Regions from separate parts of the Homo sapiens genome. Here regions 1, 2, 3 and 4 are each linked to region 5. The links are chromatin contacts, found by Hi-C in ENCODE. All regions are on one chromosome and are shown on one strand. The core of a region is the stretch at or near the end of the contact, and the rest is flanking DNA. Distances in the headings are between cores, read along the strand shown. Region 1 overlaps LOC101928573 (a long non-coding RNA gene). Region 2 overlaps LINC03005 (long intergenic non-protein coding RNA 3005). Region 3 holds the start of MBOAT1 (membrane bound glycerophospholipid O-acyltransferase 1). Region 4 holds the start of E2F3 (E2F transcription factor 3). Region 5 has its middle 73 kb from the start of LINC00581.

Region 1 (2,700 bases), core at 64-2,563, 1.1 Mb before region 5:
CTTTCTGGGCTGGCCAAGGCCGGAGCCGGCTCCCTCAGCTTGCGGGGAGATGTGGAGGAAGAGGCGCGGGCAGGAACCGGGGCTGTAAGGGGCGCTTGCGGGCCAGCGCGAGTTCCGGGTGGGCGTAGGCTCGGCCGGCCCCGCACTCGGAGCGGCTGGCATACCTGCAAGCCCCGGGCAGTGAGGGGCTTAGCACCTGGGCCAGCAGCTGCTGTGCTCCATTTCTCGCCGGGCCTTAGCTGCCTCCCCGCGGGGCAGGGCTTGGGACGTGCAGCCCGCCATGTCTGAGCCTCCCCTACCCTCTCCTGACGGGCTCCTGCGCGGCCTGAGGCTCCCCTACGAGCGCCGCTCCCTGCTCCATGGGGCGCCCAGTACCATCGACCGCCCAAGAGCTGAGAAGTGCGGGCGCACAGCGTGAAACTGGCAAGCAGCTCCACCTGTGGCCCCAATGCCAGATCCACTGGGTGAAGCCTGCTGGGTTCCTGAGTCTGGTTGGGACTTGGAGACTCTTTATGTCTAGCTAAGGGATTGTAAATACACCAATCAGCACTCTGTATCTAGCTCAAGGTTTGTAAACACACCAATCAGCACTCTGTGTCTAGCTCAGGGTTTGTAAATACACCAATTGACACTCTGTATCTAGCTAATGTAGTGGGGAGGTGGAGAACTTTTGCCTCTAGCTCAGGGATTGTCAATGCACCAATCAGCACCCTGTGAAAATGGACCAATCAACTGTCTGTAAAACAGACCAATCAGCTCTCTGTAAAATGAACTAATCAGCAGGATGTGGGTGGGGCCAGATAAGAGAATAAAAGCAGACTGCCTGAACCAGGAGTGCCAAATTGCTCCACTATACTTTCATATTGTGGTGGTTATGTTTTTTGGGTTTAGGCTGCTTTTATGAGCTGAAAAATTGTGAAAGTACGTAGCTTTACTCCGGAAGCCAGTATAAGCTATGAACCCACGAGGAGGAAAAAACAATTTTAATGTATATTGCTTTAAGTGCGGTAAGTCACCACGAAGTATATGCAGTCTTTACTTCCGACCCGGCATAGACCATGAGCTCTCGAGAAAAACTGACCGCATCAGAAGGAACAAACTCCAGACACACTCTCCTTAACTGTAACATTCGTGTGACAACAACAACTTCCTTGTTGAAGTCAGACCAATTCTGGACACAGTGGTAGTGAGAGAGAACGGTATGGCAGTACCCTTCACTTGCTCTCAGTTCCTCTTTGTCCTCTGCTCATTCTGGTTGTGCTTGACAAGCCTTTCGGCTCAGCGCTATACCGTGGGAGCTCTTTAGCTGACTGAGGCCGGAAGCAGCCGCGTTGGGTTGCAGGGAGGTGCGGCAGGAGAGGCACGGGCGGGAACCTGTACTGCACGCAGGTGGGCGTGGTGAGCCTTGCACTGAGAGCAGCAAGGGGCTTAGCACCTGGGCCAGCAGCTATGGAAGGTGTGCTGGATTCCCCCAGCAGTGCTGGCCCACGAGTTCTGTGTTCAATTTCTTGCTGGGCCTTAACTGCCTCCTGGCAGGCTATTTGTATGGCTCAGGACCAGCAGCCCGTCATGCCTGAGTCTCCCCATCTTTTTGTGGCCTCCTGTGCCGCTTGAGTTTCCCAGATGAGCGCTGCCCCCTCTTTCAGGGCACCTGGTCCCATCCGCTGCCCAAGGGCTGAGGAGTGGGGGGGTGCGTGGTGTGGGACTCATAGGTAGCTCCACCTACAGCCCCAGTGTGTGATTCCACTGGGTGAAGCCAGTTGGGCTCCTGAGTCTAGTGGGGACTTAGAGAATCTTTGTCTAGCTAAGGGATTGTAAATACGCCAATCAGCACACTGCGTCTAGCTCAGGGTTTGTGGATGCACCAGTCGGCACTATCTGGCTCAAGGTTTGTAAATGCACCTATCAGCCCTCTTGTCTGCAAAGTTTGTAAATGCACCAATCAGCGTTCTGTCTACAAGGTTTGTAAATGCACCAGTCAGCACTCTGGCTACAAGGTTTGTAAATGCATCAATCAGCACTCTGTCTAGCTCAGGGTTTGTAAATACACCAACTGACACTCTGTGTCTAGCTAATCTAGTGGGGAGGTGGAGAACTTTTGTGTCTAGCTCAGGAATTGTAAATGCACCAATCAGCACCCTGTCAAAACGGACCAATCAGCTGTCTGTAAAACAGACCAATCGGCTCTCGGTAAAATGGACCAATCAGCAGGATGTGGGTGGGGCCAGATAATAAAAGCAGGCTGCCGGAGCCGGCAGTGGCAAGCCGCTCGTGTCCCTTTCCACCCTGAAAATTTTGTTTTTTTGTTCTTTGCAATAAGTCATGCTGCTGCTCCCTAGGTTCACCCTGCCTTTGTGAGCTGTAACACTCACCGTGAAAGTCTGCAGCTTGACTCTTGAGCCAGTAAGACCAGGAGCCCACCAGAAGGAGGAAACTCCGAACACATCTGAATATCAGAAGGAACAGAACACATCTGAATATCAGAAGGAACAAACTCCGGACACGCTACCTTTAAAAACTGTAATACTCACCGCGAGGGTCTGCGGTTTCATTCATGAAGTCAGTGAGACAAAGAACTCACCAATTCCGGACACAGTGGGAGCAAAGGCATGGCAGGAGGAGAGAACTGCGTGTGTGAGGAATAAAAACAACATGTTGCAATTGAGGAAGGCGTGAATTTATGGGGAGAATACAGAGATG
Region 2 (2,700 bases), core at 106-2,605, 1.2 Mb after region 5:
CCAACTGCTGCCTCTGGTCAATTAACAAAAATAAACTTCTTTCATAAAGGCAACTTGTTGGCAAAGATTTTCTTACTTAGTAAGTCTTTCCACCTCTGGTATTATAACAGAGAGGCCAAAACAAAATTAAAATTAAGATTGTCATCAGTAAGTTCTCAGGGTTAAGTACGTATACCGCTTTTGAGTTATCTTTAAAACAACTTAAGCCAAATCCTCCCTTAAAAATAATGGTTTGAATTAAATCTCATGTCTCCCAACCTGCAATCCATGATGAACAAGCTGAACTACAGCCTTAAACAACAGAGAAATCCTTGGAACCAACATTTAATTAAAAAGACCATTAGACGGTGCCTCATTGGAAGCACAGAACATGCTTAAATGAATTTTTCAATATGTAGATAAATGTTTTACCATTAGGGTTTCTTAAAGGAAGTAAAAATTGGCAACTCATTAAGAGTGTACATAGGTACTATAAACAGACAACAAAGTGCCTCTGGCATGTTTCATGATTTAGACATCAAAAGAAAAAGTCATAAAATCTACTTGCAGTAAAACAAAGTCCATTTTTCCTCAACAAGGCTGGTATCTATTAGCTACCTCATATGTGGAGAAAGAAAAGTTACCAGTCCTTTAATCAGATATATCTGAAATGTTTTGGGAATAAATATGAAATAGCGAAGAGTGTATGTATTTGATGTTTTCTATTTTTTACACTATACAAATGAGAATGACCTTGGTGGTTTAAAACATTCATCCTCTCTGTTTCTAATAATACCTACAATCAGTTGTGTGTATTAAAAGCTTTGTTAATAATCTACAAGTGGTAGGTGACCTCAGCATTTAGTTCTGTGGTTTAAAGCATGACCAAGATTGTGTTTTTGTTTTCCCCATTTTACAGCTAAAAAGTATGATGTTAAAAATACTGACAAAAACGAGTTGTTGCTATAAATATGTGAATCAAATGGGAATTTTCTGGACTTTGTTATTATGAACATTGCACAAAGAAAAAGCCAATGCATCACACCAGAATGTCAGTGGGATAGAGTACTGAGCCAAAGGAAAAGGGCAAAGAGCCCACTTTGGTACACCTGGAGTAGATTACACACATGGGGTTGATCTTTCCCTTGAAGCCAAAAAGCTCTGGTAATGTGCTCTCCACAGTACATGATAGAGCAGGGTAAAGCTGGAAATTAATCACCCAGTGCTACCAGAGCAGTTCATTACATGCAATTGACAGCTTCCTCTCTGTATTTTTAGATGGCTAAGAATCAAGTAGTTGCACATCAAAATGTGATTTTTTTTCTTGCTTCTTGGCACAGGACCCGTATCTGTCATCATTTCATGTCCTCAAAGGCCTGAGAGAAGCTGCCATCCTTGGGCAACAAAGGATGCCATGCAAAGCAGCTCAGAACTTGAGTTGTTTCAACAGATGCTGTTTTATGTTTTGCCAAAGAATGGCCCCTTTTATTTCTGTCATGAATGCAGTCTTTCTTTCAGTTTCTAAATGTTTGCCAGTATTAACCCTAATCCTTATCTGTCATTCTTTTAGGATGATGGGCTGTCCTTTTTCCTTTGGAACCAGCATAACCTTCACCATGTAAATATGGATTGCAAAGAAATGGAAACGTGGTGCTGTTCACCTTACAGCCCCTGATGATTTCTTATAGTGGGGGAGAGGGGGATTGCACTTCAAGGTCAGAGTAGCTGAGCCACGTTATTCCAGTGTAAGAAAAAATGCTAACATTGAAATGAGCAATTTTCCCCTGTAAAGATTCTCTGCCTAGGGGAATAGAAAGATCAGAAAAGGGAGCTGGTGGAGGAAAGAACTAGAATAAACAAAGCAAGCTCAGAACAATTTATTCCTATGTTTGTTTACTGAAATAGAACCAGGAAGGACCGATGAAGGTCTGAATTAATGTAATTTATAAGAAGAGAGGCTCCCCTCCAAGGCAATGAAGTGATCTCTTTCCAAATATGTAACCAGGAGTGGCTCCCTATAAACCCAAGGCATGTCAGGGCAAAGATGGTATTCCAGATCTTTACAGCCTCCCCACTTTTTGCCTCAGAGAGAGTTCCTAATTCACCATTTAGGGATTCAGAATTGTTAATCAAACTTGCTCTGATGAAATTTTGAGGGTTGTTCTGTTTCTTGTCACAAGTTGAATTGTTCAAAAGCACTGCATCACAGATCTGATTTTCCGCATTGCGCTAGCATTTTCTTACCTTGGGGCAGGCAAAGGGCTAGTCAAACTTTAAAATTGGAACTTCTTCCATTTTTTTCCCTCAGAGCATTTGAAGTTTTTTTGTTTTGTCTGTTTGCTTTGTGTCTGTTACATTTCTCTATTTTGCTTTTCAAGTGCAAAACTACTGTGCTGGAGATGATAGAGGGGATACATAAAGGGGGAAAATACATGCTCAAGGAAGTTCACAGAGTGGATACTCTATATCCAATAATAACAGTGAGGAAAGAAAGAATGCAGTTGAAGATATGAGGGGCAGAGTAATACAGAGATTTTCACAGATTTAGAGGATTGCTGCCCAAATCCTTCTGTTTCTCTCTTTTTGTTCCTAGTGAGAGTTGTTAAAATAGCTAACATCAACATGCCTATTCTGCACAGAGGAAGGATATATGAAGAAAGCAAGAAACCACTAGCCTATGTGCAGGGTGATATGCCTTACAGCCATGCTCAGTTACTATTT
Region 3 (2,700 bases), core at 130-2,629, 1.2 Mb before region 5:
AGTCAGGTCCTCAGAGTGAGCCAGGTATGAGGGTGGCTCAGTAAACAGGACCCGAATAAGGCAAATGTCCAGGTCTCACTTTCTCATTGCTGAAGGGGTGTGCGCAAAGGGCAGCAGGTGTGCTCTTGTTAAAAGGAAAGGAAAAGGAGCACTGGTGAGAGGAAGGGGAAGAAAACCAGGCAAAAAAGCATGAAACAAAACAGGAGCGCAGTGGGTCCTCCCCCAGCATGCCCTGCCCAATTCTATTTAAATCAACATTTACTGATTGGGTCACTACTAAGTATCCCGCAGATCTAGCCTGCAGCACCTGAAGAGACAAGGAAATGAGTAAGACGGGCTTCATCTTCAGGAAGGTTTCTTGCCAGGAATCACTGTTGTTGCCATTTTTAATTTTAATGGTTGTAGATAATTCCTGGACAGTTCAAATAACTTCACTGGGGCCCCTCTCCTCCCCCTAACCTGTCCTACTCAGAAGCTCCAGCCCCAGGCATATGAGCCAACCGAACCCTGGGAAAACCAAAGTGTCCTTGTGTGTCCCGCATCACACACGGTACAAAATAACTGTCACCCCTGAACAAGCCTCGCCTCAGAAGTCTAAAACCCAGGTCCTGCATTCAAAATCTATAGACTACCGTCTACAGATTCATCGCGCTTGTTTTTTAAGTAGGGTCATCTAAATTAAAAACAATAACGACTTGAGGACACTGATGAAAGAAACACTGGTTTCATGTATCAGACTACTTCAGAACTTGATTACAGGAAACGAGGCAATCCCAAACTTAAAGAAAAAAAAGTTCAGTAGAACTTGCCGCGCAGGCTGTACCAATATTTTTTCACACTTACAAGGAGAAAAACACTAACACCAACTCAAGAAGGGAAAACACACACACACACACACACACACACACACACACAAAAACCAACTGTCTAGTGTGTGGCTGTAAAATACGCCATGGAGGCGGAGGGACGGTGGCTAACACTTTCGCCCGCCCCGTGCACGCGATCGCTGGGGAGCTGGGGTCGCTGCGCTCCCGGCCTGCAGTTACCTGGTCCAGCGGGATGCCCAGGAGCTCGCTGAGCGGGTGCAGGTAGGTGGAGCCCGTGGTGCGGTAGGAAAGGCTGGACGGCTGCGGCTCTGCTGCCATCCTGCATCTTCGGGAGGTGGCTGCCCCTGTCCCAGCCCGCAACACCCCCTGCTCGGCGTCCTCCCGCCCGGGTGCTCTTGGGTGGTTGCCCCGAGAGGCGCACGGCCGCCTGGTTCGCGGGGGAGCGAACGGGAGGCCGGGGAATGCGAACCGGCGCAAACTCTCGAGGCGCAAACTCTCGAGGCGCAAACTTGGCTTTGGCGCTGGCGCTGCAGCCACGGGCGCCGTAGGAGGGCCGGGCCCAAGGCGCCCCGCTTCCCGCTCCCTTCCTCTCCGCGCCCATTGGCCCGGCCGCTCGGGACGGCCCCGAGAGGAGGGAAGGAGGGAGGAAAAGTGGGGACTCCGAGCCCGGCCCCCAAGCGCCGCCCGGCCCGCCCAGCCTGGCCTGCACCGAGGCCGACCGGGAGAGGGAAAGCGACGCCAGCGGGCGCCGCCGCCTGGCCCTGCAGCTGGAGGCGGGACGCGCCTTTCCTCCTCCCGGGCTGACCGTCCTAGCCCCCCGCCAGACAAAACGACCTCACCCAGCGGGCGCCTTCCACTAGAGAGCACCACCCACCCCGCCCCACCCTGTTTTGGTTTCGCCGCCGCAGTCGAAGCGGCTGAGTGGCTGCGTTTCCCTTTCAAGCCGTAGAGGGTTCCTCTGCCGGTGGCTGGAAGCTGGAGCGCCGCAGCCACCAGACTCCCTACTTCCTTTACCCTCCTCTGCGCTAGGCATAGTTTCCTACACCCTGATCTGACATGTTCGGTGTCACACAAGCAAATACAGGGGACTGCTAGCTTCGGGTCACTTCCGTCTCTGTGGAGTGAGAGTTATTTCACCTCTGTAAGAAACGGTGTTTACTGTCATACTATGTGCATTCTGATAAGTCATTTGCATGCCACGGGTCCTCAAAAAGGGTGCCTTGCTCCTTAACTTGTCTGCCCCCGAACACCCACACATCAATGTTACTTGGAAAACTTTTCCAAGTTATTGCTAGGTTCTGAGAAACATAAAAATCTTGAAGATCCTTTTCAGGAATCGCTAGCTGATGAAAAAGGGTTTCAGGAAGGTAATATTCTGGGCTGCTGGGTAGAAAACCAAAGAAAGTGAGCTCACGTGGCCCCCAGCCTCCGCTGGGTAAACCGGCATTCGATCAGACAGGCAATGACTTTCGGGGCCGACTTTATCAATGTGGCCTCCAGCTTCAAATTAAACCGAAGGCCTGTCAGGCACTGGCAACAACTTACTCTCCAAGACTCAGGCCTCACTCTTGCCTTCTTCAGGAGTTTTATCACCATCAAACTGCACTGAGCATTAAATTGCCAGGCCAGAGTTTCTCAACCTATGTCCCCTGTGGAGGAGGAAAAAAAAAAGTCTGTACCACCACTCCCACAAGCTAACCGAATGGAGATGTCACCACCAGATGATAATCTCTACCACTCACAAGCAAACCCACACTACAGACAGACAGACACATGCACACACGCACACAGGCATATACTTGAGGATCACTAGGCTAGATAGGTTCATTTAATATCATAGAGTCCTGGAAAATGACCAGCATTGGAGCAACAT
Region 4 (2,700 bases), core at 125-2,624, 1.0 Mb before region 5:
AAGAGTTTTGGGAAATTAATAATAGTAATAAAAATCTTGTGAAAGGGCTCAAGGTGTTGCAATCCTCATCACCTATGAGCACCAATTCTGCAGCTGTTTTGCACGTAACTATAAATTATGATCTAGTCTCTACATACATAACTTCCCCCACATTCCTGCAGGGGTCTCTTTTCCTGCTCAATCTCAGGAGCAAGCTTTAATTTTAAGACCCATGAATACTTGAACAAATTCAGGAGTCAGTTTGACACATCATTTTATATTTTTCTGATGACAATTTCTAGTTTACTTTTTAAAAAAAGACACTATTTTAAAAATACTTTGGGATAGGTTTGAGTCGTTGTGTTTGCTTCCAGTCAGAGAACTTCCTACAAAACTGAAGATATAAAGTGCTGATGCCTGGGCGTGCCTGCGTTCGTTGGGGGCACGACGTCATCGTGGGAAGCGTGTACTTTTTCGGATTACTGCTTGGCGGATTAGAAACCCGTAGATCAGTTCTAGGTTAGCCCTGATTAACTGCCCTGGGTGTTTCTGGGCCAGAGGGAATGTCTGCTGGATTCAAACCAATATCCGTTGTAAGACAAAAGAGTTAATTTGTACTTTACCCCTATCCAGGCTAATAATGAAGGTACCGGGAATGATCTGGAATGTTAACTGGTGCCCGCAATCGCGTCTGCTGAACCTTCTGCCCCCACGATTCTGTCTGCCCACATGCTTCTGTCTATCAGCCCCGGCCTCGGGATCAGCTCTCGCCGCGTCATTGGTTGGATTTCAGGAAGGGAGAAGCCCACGATTTAAAGGGCTCCTTTTGCACCTGCCAGACATCGTCCGCATGGTCCAACTTGCCTTTGGCACGTATCTGGAAAAATCTCCTGCGCTGTTCGTTTATTGCACTGACTGGTCAAAGGAAAGAGTGTTCCCTTAGTCACCTTGACAATTTCCAAAAGCGAAACTTGGGCTCTAGACTAGATCTACACTGAGTCTGCGGGGCGCGGAGTCCCTGCCCAGGTCAGTAGCGCCGGCCCGGCGGGCGGGCGGGGACAGGGGCGGAGCCTAGGCCAGGCGTGGTCTTCCGTGGGAGAGAAGGAAATTCTTTGCCCCACCCCCTAAAAACTGCTCTTCTGCCAGCCAATCAAGGAGGCCTATGCAAATAGGGTCCCTGTCGCCCCGGTAACCATGATGCACGGCAGCCAATGGAAACCAGCAAGTCGCGGCCCTGCTCCATGATTGGGACTGAAGTAAGGAGGTAGCGGCCCAATGGGCTGTGGGAACGGTCCTCGGCGGGTTGAGGGGCGGGGATATGCAAATATGGTTTGAAAAGCCGGCGGGAAATCCGAGTTTCGCGGGAGGACCTTGGCGCGTAAACCGTATCCCTTCATTCATTGTCAGCAGCAGCTTCCTGGAGCCATTTTTCAGCTGCCGGCCGCAGCACCCGGGCTGCCGCCGCCGCCTCGCAATCCGTTGCATCGGCCGCCCCCGACGCCTCCATCCCCGCTTGGGGCCCGATATCCGTGCGGCCGGGACCCTCCTCTCTCCAGAGCCCCGATTATTTTTGGCCCCCGGGGCCTGTGCGGTGCGGAAAAATAAAAAGAAAAGAGAGAGAGGGGGCTCGGAAGCGCCGGGCGGGGAGGAGAGAAGGAGGAGAGACTTGGAAACTCCGACTGCAAATAATAAAGAAATTGAAAACAATACATTAATATACCATAACACTAAAAAGAGCAGGAGCGAGAGATGAGAAAGGGAATCCAGCCCGCTCTGGAGCAGTACCTGGTGACCGCCGGGGGTGGGGAGGGGGCGGCTGTCGTCGCCGCCGCCGCTGCAGCCTCCATGGACAAAAGGGCACTGCTAGCCAGCCCCGGCTTCGCCGCCGCCGCCGCCGCTGCCGCCGCCCCGGGCGCGTACATCCAGATCCTCACCACGAACACTTCCACCACCTCCTGTTCCTCCTCCCTCCAAAGCGGCGCCGTAGCCGCCGGCCCCCTCCTCCCCAGTGCCCCCGGCGCGGAGCAGACCGCCGGCAGCCTCCTCTACACCACGCCGCACGGACCCTCCAGCAGAGCCGGGCTGCTGCAGCAGCCACCAGCGCTGGGACGCGGCGGCAGCGGCGGCGGCGGCGGCCCTCCGGTAATACCCTCCCTCCCCACCGTCCCCAGCCCCGGCGGGAGGTGGGCTCGCACCGCGCGGGGTCGTGGGCGCGCTGCGGGCCGCTCGGGGAGAGCACTGGGCCGAGCATCGTGGGCCTCGGGGGCTGCCCCTCCAACGAGGGTTCATTGTTAGACCTGAGTGCTCTTCCCGGCGCCAGGAGGGTCGGGGGGCTCGGCCAGGCGCGCGGGGCGGCGGGGATTGCCTTGGCGCGAACCACATCAAACACTCCAAAACTTTTCGCGGCCCCCCCTTCTTTTCCTGCACTTTTCCCTACCCCCACTCTCCCTTCCCCTCCAACTCGAAGCTTCCTCTTTCTCGGGCGTAGGAAGGGGTCACGCCCCGGATGGAGAAGGGGGTGGGGGAGGGAGTAGTGAACTGGGGTGTGGGGGGCTCTGAGGGGTTGAAACCGGGGGACTGTTGGGGTGCTAGCCCCCAGTCGGCCTTGGAGGCTCGTTGGCGGCCGGGGGTCCCTGCGGCGTGCTCGGAGCGCAGGGGATCGGCGGGGCTGCGCTTGACACATTTTAGGATCTGTAACTCCCGGCAACAAAGGGGCTGGGG
Region 5 (2,700 bases), core at 62-2,561:
TCTCAAACTCCTGACATCAGGTGATCCACCCGCCTTGGCCTCCCAAAGTGGTGGAATTACAGTCGTGAGCCACCACGCCCGGCCTAATGTATCTATTTATATCTAAAAAATGATGCCACACAGTAGTCGCATGTTAGTTAGACACATGGAAACAAAAACAGTGATGAGATTTTTAAGTGGATAATCCAAGGAGTAGAAACGAAGGGTCAGGAGGGATTGCAGCGGTGGGCTGTAATTTTTCATTATAGGGCTTGTAGAATTGTTTGATTTTTAAAAATTATGTACACATTTCATTTTGATAAAATAGCAAATTAAGTGGAAACCAAAAAAATAAATAAATGAACTTTCAAGTGACTGGTAGGCAGCTGGTGCACAGCATCTGCCACCACCAGCAATAGTCATGTGTTCGACACATGCCCTGGTGGCAAGAGGAATTTCCAGCTGAGACATTGCCATAACCAACTCAGTTTTCCCTTTTGATTAGTATTCATCCTTCATGCCTGCATGCTTGTGGTTAGCACACAAACTGAAAAAAAAAGTGCATGGAAAAGTTGGATCCAGAGTCTCAGACACTGCAGGTGTTCTCCGAGTTGTTAGTCTCCATTCTAATACAGTCCAATAAGGACCACAAACATCAAACATAATGGAGAACTGCCTGCAACCAAAGCCAGGGCATGGAAAAATTGCTCATTAAAAATTATTCTGCGGTTACAGTTTTGAACTGGCATGGATAAAAAGTGGAGCAGAGGCCGGGTGCAGTGGCTCATGCCTGTAATCCCAGCACTTTGGGAGGCCGAGGCAGGCGGATCACAAGGTCAAGAGATCGAGACCACCCTGGCCCACATGCTGAAACCCCATCTCTACAAAAAATATAAAAATTAGCTGGGCGTGGTGGTGCGCCTGTAATCCCAGCTACTCAGGAGGCTGAGGCAGGAGAATCGCTTGAACCCGGGAGGCAGAGGTTGCAGTGAGACAAGATCGCGCCACTGCACTCCAGCCTGGTGACAAAGTGAGACTCTGTCTCAAAAAAAAAAGTGGAGCAGATGGTCATATTCAACATGGTGAAAGGCTCTGTGAAAGCAAAACAGAAACCATACACCCGCAATGGCCACCAAAACGGCTGCTGACATACGATCACTCTTTTCTTGATGCTGCTCTCTGTGCTTTAAATGTATTTTCTCTTTGAAATGATCACTTTCAAGTGTGTTTATTAAATTCTGTCTCCCATGTTAGGTTGACAGGAAGTATGTAGTATTTGGGAAAAGGCACAGGAGGCAAAAATAAGATACTAGATATCAAGGGATGTGTTGGATTACTCAGGACAGGCTAGGATATGCCACAATAAAGAAAAACCCCAAACCTCTGTGACTTAACGTTTCCCACCGCATATGCAAAGTGGGTCTGCAGAGGGCCTCTGATGATCTAAGTACCTCAAAGTTCTAGAGTGGTGCATATTGCCATGATCAGTTCCTCTCAAAGCTGACTCAAAGCGATGTGTCTCACTTCTGCTCATATTTCATTAGTCAAAGCCATTCATGTGGTCATGTCTAAATTTAAAAAGGTGAAAGAAGGCAATGTTATCCAGAAAGAGAGCTGGAATACTTGTGAACTCTTCCAACTCAATCCAGTATTCCCTCTGCTCTAAAACATAGCTATATAGCACATAGAATATAAATTAGTTACGTTTATTTTTATCCAAAGTATACTTTTCCTAGATATGTCTTACTCCAGAAAATTATTATCCTTTAAAGGCAGATGATGAATCTGGCTAGAGGAGGAGGGCCTGGAAGGTTATATGAGGTACTAACGTTATGTAAAGTGATGTGGTTTCCTTTTTCTCTTCCTGTGGTTGAATGATGTAGCACACTATTTGCAGACCAATCCTGGTCTTCCTTAAGTGGTTTCTATAACAAGATAATTTTCTTTCACCAATCACTAACCAATTTATTTTCACTTCCAAGTGGAGCCTTATTTGTGCCTCAATTTTAGAGATTGTGAGTTTAAAAGAACACCACCTTCTGCCTGTTTAAGAAATAACCCAAGGTGCCCTGGAAATAAAAATGCAAATGCACGAATGGGAAAGCTTTATTTAGCTAAATCTCAAAGCAACAGTTGTGCTTTGAGAAGAAGTTAAGGGAAGAGGAGTGGCAGGACTGGACATTCAAAGAAGGATAATTTTCAGAATGAGATAGTGTGGAGTGGAGGAGGAATAGAGATTTCCATCCCTGGGCACGAAATAAGGAAACGTATTTTTCTGCAGTTATTTGTGAAGAACTTCAGTGATAAGCACTGTGCTTCTCCTTAAATAAAGACTGAAACAGAGAAGTAGCAGTTCCAAATACTTAGCCAAAGTTCCCAAAACCTTTGATCCAACAATTCTAAATACTTAGTGCATCAAATCCAACTACAGTCACAACTCTGTGCTAAAACTCAAGCAACAAGAAAGCTGAAATAATCAGAACTCTTTATTACCTTGGAATAAGAAAAAGCACATGGCAAATAAACCAGTTGAAATCGGGCACACCTTCAAAAGAAAAGCAATTCCCAGGGTGTTACAGGGTCAGGACCGCCTTTAGCCAATTTCTCAACTTTTTTAAAACACATGTTATGCTCAGGCAGAAATAAACTTCATTGAAATGAATTACTGTCTTAACTTTGTTCAGTTTGAACTTCAACATCTTTATGATGGAAGGTACCAAC

Evidence for each region. A loop is a pair of places that touch in the nucleus more often than their neighbours do. Pooled maps may share reads with other maps.
Region 1: a loop to region 5 is called in a map with no recorded cell type, with 20 times the contacts of the local background. The contact joins two enhancer-like sites. A Hi-C loop is called at or near these places in 6 of 37 single-sample maps with no recorded cell type and 4 of 50 pooled maps.
Region 2: a map with no recorded cell type shows a loop between it and region 5 (16-fold over the local background). The contact joins two enhancer-like sites. A Hi-C loop is called at or near these places in 2 of 37 single-sample maps with no recorded cell type and 2 of 50 pooled maps.
Region 3: a loop to region 5 is called in a map with no recorded cell type, with 13 times the contacts of the local background. The contact joins the promoter of MBOAT1 here to the enhancer-like site in region 5. A Hi-C loop is called at or near these places in 11 of 37 single-sample maps with no recorded cell type and 11 of 50 pooled maps.
Region 4: a map with no recorded cell type shows a loop between it and region 5 (19-fold over the local background). The contact joins the promoter of E2F3 here to the enhancer-like site in region 5. A Hi-C loop is called at or near these places in 19 of 37 single-sample maps with no recorded cell type and 11 of 50 pooled maps.

Annotation. Positions count from the first base shown.
Region 1 is chr6:20,318,863-20,321,562 of GRCh38, forward strand. LOC101928573 (a long non-coding RNA gene) reads left to right here. Exons shown (of 4, transcript XR_007059489.1): 3 at 2,340-2,700. Among named protein-coding and RNA genes, the nearest start is that of E2F3, 82 kb to the right of the region's middle. RefSeq lists enhancers at 872-951, 1,692-1,741. Within about 2 kb of position 1,314, at least 13 of the 41 ENCODE cell types and tissues checked have a DNase peak (open chromatin) inside an H3K27ac peak, as active enhancers do.
Region 2 is chr6:22,656,381-22,659,080 of GRCh38, forward strand. All of the region lies in intron 2 of LINC03005 (long intergenic non-protein coding RNA 3005), which reads right to left. LOC105374973 (a long non-coding RNA gene) reads left to right here. Exons shown (of 5, transcript XR_007059497.1): 5 at 1,550-2,700. Among named protein-coding and RNA genes, the nearest start is that of LINC03005, 60 kb to the right of the region's middle. Within about 2 kb of position 1,356, at least 3 of the 41 ENCODE cell types and tissues checked have a DNase peak (open chromatin) inside an H3K27ac peak, as active enhancers do.
Region 3 is chr6:20,211,090-20,213,789 of GRCh38, forward strand. It overlaps MBOAT1 (membrane bound glycerophospholipid O-acyltransferase 1), which reads right to left and starts at 1,380. Exons shown (of 13, transcript NM_001080480.3): 1 at 1,047-1,380. The coding sequence starts at 1,145. RefSeq lists a silencer at 1,186-1,725 and an enhancer at 1,908-2,408.
Region 4 is chr6:20,400,505-20,403,204 of GRCh38, forward strand. It overlaps E2F3 (E2F transcription factor 3), which reads left to right and starts at 1,375. Exons shown (of 7, transcript NM_001949.5): 1 at 1,375-2,121. The coding sequence starts at 1,729. LOC124901482 reads right to left here and starts at 2,268. Exons shown (of 3, transcript XM_047419652.1): 1 at 1,921-2,268; 2 at 1,765-1,876; 3 at 237-1,658. The coding sequence starts at 2,268. The coding sequence ends at 1,051. RefSeq lists silencers at 950-1,189, 2,040-2,509 and an enhancer at 1,288-1,812.
Region 5 is chr6:21,437,305-21,440,004 of GRCh38, forward strand. No RefSeq gene overlaps it. Among named protein-coding and RNA genes, the nearest start is that of LINC00581, 73 kb to the right of the region's middle. Within about 2 kb of position 1,312, at least 4 of the 41 ENCODE cell types and tissues checked have a DNase peak (open chromatin) inside an H3K27ac peak, as active enhancers do.